Linked DNA regions of Homo sapiens: region 2 is linked to region 1. Evidence: read pairs that join two places in POLR2A ChIA-PET (ENCODE). Cell type or tissue: OCI-LY7. All regions are shown on one strand. Each heading gives the region's core, and the rest is flanking DNA. Links, peaks and the distances in the headings are about the cores only.

What was found. ChIA-PET counts read pairs that join two places held together with the same protein. Peaks named below come from ENCODE experiments on the same cell type or tissue, not always from the same donor. Only the 100,000 strongest peaks of a DNase experiment are listed, where the experiment ranks them.
Region 2: POLR2A ChIA-PET joins it to region 1 with 6 read pairs; 2 of 35 experiments call an interaction of 5 or more read pairs at or near these places.

The regions. Positions count from the first base shown.
Region 1 is chr10:104,299,502-104,302,411 of GRCh38, reverse strand. It overlaps GSTO2 (glutathione S-transferase omega 2), which reads right to left. Exons shown (of 7, transcript NM_183239.2): 7 at 1-2,910. Among named protein-coding and RNA genes, the nearest start is that of ITPRIP-AS1, 22 kb to the left of the region's middle. RefSeq lists enhancers at 1,162-1,661, 1,662-2,163, 1,980-2,910. In OCI-LY7, for the core only: no CTCF peak of the experiment used is centred there; a DNase peak (open chromatin) is centred at 1,451; H3K4me3 peaks cover 297 bases.
Region 2 is chr10:104,057,702-104,060,611 of GRCh38, reverse strand. It overlaps COL17A1 (collagen type XVII alpha 1 chain), which reads left to right. Exons shown (of 56, transcript NM_000494.4): 14 at 332-493; 15 at 894-974; 16 at 2,422-2,466. Among named protein-coding and RNA genes, the nearest start is that of MIR936, 11 kb to the right of the region's middle. In OCI-LY7, for the core only: no CTCF peak of the experiment used is centred there; no DNase peak of the experiment used is centred there.

The DNA of each region.
Region 1 (2,910 bases), core at 293-2,792:
AACCTCCATTCTGATGTTAACATCATCTATGACCATTTCTTTTAAATGCTGTGGTTTAAACTAATTTTTTTATTTTTCCAATCTGCAAAAGATAGAGAATGGCTCTGATATGGTTTGGCTGTGCTCCACCTAAAATCTCATCTTCAATTTTAATCTGAATTATAATCCCCACATGTTGGGGGAGGGACCTCAAGGGAGGTGATTCGATTGTGGGAGTGTTTTCCCTATGCTTTTCTCATGACAGTGAGTGAGTTCTCATGAGATCTAATGGTTTTATAAGGAGTTTTTCCCTCTTTGGCTCTGTACTTCTCTCTTCTGCCACCTTGTGCAGAAGGACATGTTTGCTTCCCCTTCCACCATGATTGAAAGTTTCCTGAGGCTTCCCCAGCCATGTGGAATTGTGAGTCAATTAAACCTCTTTCCTTTATAAATTACTCAGTCTTGGGCAGTTCTTTATAGCACCATGAGAATGGCCTAATACAGGCTCTCACCTTTAAATCTTTAAGTTTAGTGCTTTTTATAAGATAGACACCCACCAGGCATGATGACTCAGACCTATAATCCCAGCACTTTGGGATGCCGAGATGGGAGGATCACTTGAAGCCAGGAGTTCAAGACCAGCCTGGTCAACATAGCGAAACCCCATCTCTATTATTTAAAAGAAAAGGGGAAAAAAAGGTAGACACCAATTACTAAAAGTGGTTATCTCTAGGACACAAGATAATGGAAGATTTTCTATTCTTTTACATTATTGTATTTTTAACCCATATGTATTCTTTCCACATGTATTAATTAAGAAGCATATTTTTAAAGTTCTTCATGGAGCATTATTTAATTACCTCCTTCCCTCTTTTCTCCAGGCCACATCCTTCTAGTTTTATTCAAAGATTGATAACTCAGTTTTCTCTGTGGGTCAGACAAGTGACAAAGAAGCGAGATGGAGGAAGTGTAAGGATGTGCAGGTGACCAGGACCCTGGTAAACAGCAGGGAGCATGCCTGGCCAAGAGGCACTCAAATCCCAAACTGGGCTATAGGCCACCAGGCTGCAAACCTCCCCCATGAGTGCTTTTCTCCATTCTATAATTCCTGGTTCTTCAAGCTTTCTAAATTAGTGTGCGGAGCCCCAAAAGAGAACACCTTCATTTTGGTGAGCCAGAGGCATGCCATTTCCTGTTGCATCAGTGGTAACTTTGGTCTTATGACAAGCACTCACTAGCATGCAGGATTTGTACCGGCAAAAGGCTGATCAATCTCCTAAGTCCTATGAGAGGCCACAGGAGAAGATTCCCCTCTTCTTGGAGCAAAGATCCCAGGAAAACGGTGATTCACAGACCTCACTCAGCATTAACTAGGGTGCCATGGCAACAGGGCTCCACATCCGGAGCAGATGGTGCGGCAGACTGCCCCTGTCATGCGCTGCCTCTTCTGGAAGTTCTGGCCACCTCACCAAGCAGGCTTGTTTCTGTCCAGCTGGCACAGAGTAACACCTGGTAACTATTTACATGGGTCAAAATATACCCAGAGCCAGCAGATGGCAGGGCCAGACTGAGACGTGGGGAGAGAGGAGGGCTGATTTGGGCTGTCTCAGAGGCAGAGGTGGCAGACAGCTCCTTAGGGAGCACAGACAAGGCAAAACATCGCTCCTGTTGCTGCCTGGTGTCTCAGCACAGCTAGGAGGATGGGAAAGGATCCAGCATGAGCAAAGCTGAAATGATCACAGGCTGATCCTCAGACACTGAGATGAAACAGCATTGGACAAACTTGGTCCCCCTCCCATAGTGCAGGCAGTAGATGCTCCCAGCCCAAGGGACCTGTTGGCACCAGCCATCCTCAGCTCTTTGCTGTCTTCAGTGGGGTGGTACTGCCTGGCGAAGCTGGCAGAGGGGCCACATCAGAGACAAGCATCCCTACAACAGACAAGCAGCTCCAAAGCGCTAGGTTTAAAACCTCAACCAAGATAAGTGGAGAGATGGGGGCTCCCAGGGACAGAGCCAATGTCTTTTTCAACTTTATCCCCAGTGTGCCCCTGGGCTTGGTACACAACAGGCAACCAGAGGCATTTGTTGAGATGAATTGGAAGAGAGTGTGACGCAAATCCAACGGAATGACCTTTGCTTGTGGCTGGGTTTGGGGCGTGTGTATTTTTTTAAGGCAGGATGCCGGCTATAGAACATTTTGTGAGACATCCTGAGCCCTGACAGCACCAGTGAAATTCTGACGTAGTTAGTCCTGGGTGATAAACCGGTGTTTCATTTCCTGCTTTGGAATTCTTTCCAGTCACAAGACCCTCGGTGTCTCCAGGCCCATGGCCAAAGTTTGGAGAATTACACTCATACTCGCCCACGTGGACAGCGACATTCATTTGCCAAATGGAAGGTATTTAGGTTTGGAGTGTTTTCTTCTTCCTTCTCCCTCTTCTTAAGCTTTCACCAGGGAGGTCTTTGGAGGGTGCCATTCTGTAGTGACAAGCATCAGTCATAGGTTGACCCTGAACCTCAGCATCAGCATCTGCACCAATAATCTGGAGATCAAACTAGGCTGAAGGCCAAGGAGTTAGGAGGCACACAGGCTCCCAAAATGTGCTCTGACATTAGCACCAGGCACTTTCTAGAAAATAGTTAGAAGCTACAGGCTAGGCAGGCCAGGTGGCTCATGCCTGTAATCTCAACACTTTGGAGACCAAGTTGGGTGGATGGCTTGCGGCCAGGAGATGGAGACCAGCCTGAGCAACATAGTGAGACCCTGTCTCAACAACATTTTTTTAAAAATTAGCTGGGCGTGGTGACACATACCTGTAGTCCTAGCTTCTCAGGAGGCTGAGGCGGGAGAATCAACTGAGCCCAGGAGTTCAAGGCTGCAGTGAGCCGACTGTCCCACTGCACTCCAGCCTGAGTAACGAAGCAAGATCT
Region 2 (2,910 bases), core at 200-2,699, 240 kb after region 1:
GAAGGACTTACCTGACTGGGGGACTTTTACCCATTCAATAAAGATCCTATAATCTCCAGGAGGGGAGGCAGCCCCCATAAACCAGCCATCCAGAGCTTCTGACATTGACCCAAACTCTTGGTGGCCAGGCCCAGCCAGGCATAGAGGGTGTCCTTGGTCCCCAAGATGCTTCATAGTAACCACTGTCAGCAAGAACAAGAGACCCTCATACACACCTGCTAATTTACCTCCCTCCTCCTTCTCTTTCTTCTCCTTCCTCTTCTTGTCTTTTCTCCCCTCTCCCTTCTCCTGGCACATGTCCTTCCTTCTTACCCATTTTCTTTCTCCCCAGCCTGCACCACAAGTGTGCAGAGCGATGACCTTTTGCACAAGGACTGCAAGTTCCTGATCCTAGAGAAAGACAACACACCTGCCAAGAAGGAGATGGAGCTGCTCATCATGACCAAGGACAGCGGGAAGGTCTTTACAGCCTCCCCTGCCAGCATCGCTGCAAGTGCGTCAGATCCTGTGTGGCTTGGGTTTCAGAAGAAAGCCAAATAGTGTAGGAGACCAAATGTCCTAGCAAGGTGGTTTGGGACCCTATGAGTCATGAAACCATAGCCATCCCATTCTAATGAAAAGCACCTGTCTGAATAGTATGTTCCAGGGTCTGCCTTGAATGCAGATGAGCTGAGAAAATTCAGGCAAAGAGCTCTCAGAGAGGCATTTGGGCGACAGCAAGTCTAACCGCAAACACAGATCAGGGGAGATGAACCCCAGGAAAGAGGGGCTCTTCTTACCAGTCTAACCTAGACCTTCCCAAGCAGGGTAGTGGGCAAGGGCGGGGGGAACACAGGACAGAGTTGAGAGGTTGAGAAGAGAATATGCCAGGTTATAATGGGTTCTGTACATAGCTTCTTTTTCAGAAGACACCCTAAAAAAAGAAAAGCAAGCTGCCTACAATGCTGACTCAGGCCTAAAAGCCGAAGCTAATGGTAAGAACAAATATGATTGTTGTCCACCTTGACTTCAGCCAGGCCACATTTCATTTCATTGTCTTCGGAGACCTTGCTACTCAAAGTGTGGTCCACGGGCCAGCAGCATCAGCCACACCTGGGAGTGTGTTATAAAAGCAGGATCCCAGCCCTAGCTCAGATCTGCTGAGTCAGAAGCTGCAGTTCAACAAGCTTCCTAGGTGATTTGCATTTGCATTACTGAAGCAAAAGCCTGCCTCTGCCATGTCTACGAAGGCATTTGTTTTCTCATTTTACTTTTTCTCCATAATCTTCAGAACTAATAGAAAAATGCTTTGCAAAGCAGTTGTTAGCTTTATTTTTTTTTCTTCCCAAATATCTGCGTTCTTTGTCTGATAACCACATTTCTTGACGATGCCCTATAGGAATCTCTCCAAATCACTGATTTCAGGGAGGTCAGTAAAGGAAGGAAAATGTTAAGTCATAGAACATTTTCAAATGAATGCCAATCAAATCAGTTATCACTTTAACAAGGTGAGAGATTGGAACCTGACTGTAAGTCTTTAAAGTTAGCAGTTCCTGACATTTTAGGGGTAGGTCTAGGGCTGTGGAGTCAAAAGATCCTTTTCAGAATCTGATGAAAGGTATGAACAAATTGCCGAGTAAATTCTACACATGCCCACAAACACTCAACTTTCTTTTTCTTTTTTTGTTTTTTTTTTTTTGAGACGGAGTCTTGCTCTGTTGCCCAGGCTGGAGTGCAGTGGCATGGTCTCAGCTCACTGCAACTTCTGCCTCCCGGGTTCAAATGATTCTCCTGCCTCAGCCTCCCAAGTAGCTGGGACTACAGTCATGTGCCACCACATCCAGCTAATTTTTTTGTATTTTTAGTACAGACGGGGTTTCACCATGTTGGCCAGGCTGGTCTCGAACTCCTGACCTCGTGATCTGCCCGCCTCGGCCTCCCAAAGTCCTGGGATTACAGGCGTGAGTCACCGTGCCTGGCCTAAACACTCAACTTTCAAATAGCATCACGGACTCAGGAACAATCCTCCTCCAAGCTCATCCTTCTCATTCCCAATTCCTTCCACCCCAGGTCAGGAACTTGTGTTCAGAGTCCCTTAACCAAGAAATCAGAGTCATTTCTCACAACCACACTTATTGTTTGAATGCAAGCGGCACCCATAACTTGGTGTTCCAAAAATGTTTTGAGGTGTTAAGGTTTAAGGTCATAAGAGAATTAAAACATAGTGCTTTCTTCCACCATTAATTGTTTGCCAAGCCATGTCTTCATGGATGTAATTATCGCAAATATCAGATTAGTGAGGACTGAGATGCTGGATGTTCCTGCACGTCGTTGAAAGCAAGTTTATTAAGAAAGTAAAGGAATAAAAAAATGGCTACTCCATAGGCAGAGCAGCTAGCTCCTCCAGTTTAAAAGCTCAGGTCAATCTGTTTGTCCTTTCAGGAGACCTGAAGACTGTGTCCACAAAGGGCAAGACCACCACTGCAGGTGGGTGAGAACCGCGAACCCTGCAGTGACAGGATCCAGTGGGGCTGCTTATGGCTAATGGACCAGATGATGGTCCCTCGCCTGGAAGCAGTGCAGTGCACAGAAGCCACCAGACTCTAAAGAGTTTCCCTAAAGGCTCAGAAGGGAGCAGGGTGGGGGTCAGGGGAGTGGCAGGCTGTGGGTCAGAGGTGGCCGCAGAAGGAGCTTAGCTCAGGGGATGAAGCTAACAGGCCCCCCGCCCCCAGCTGCCCCTAATTAACACTTGTTAGTTAGGTTGTCTCCTAACACAACAGGGTGACTGTGTCTTTACACAGCAGCTCAAGAAGAGACTAAGCCATGCACGCCTCCAGCCCCTTAGCCTTTCCTCATTTCCTTCCACCGCCGTGTGATAGAAGCAGGTCAAGTCCTACCACCCCATTTTAGGGAACTAAAAACACTTTTCAT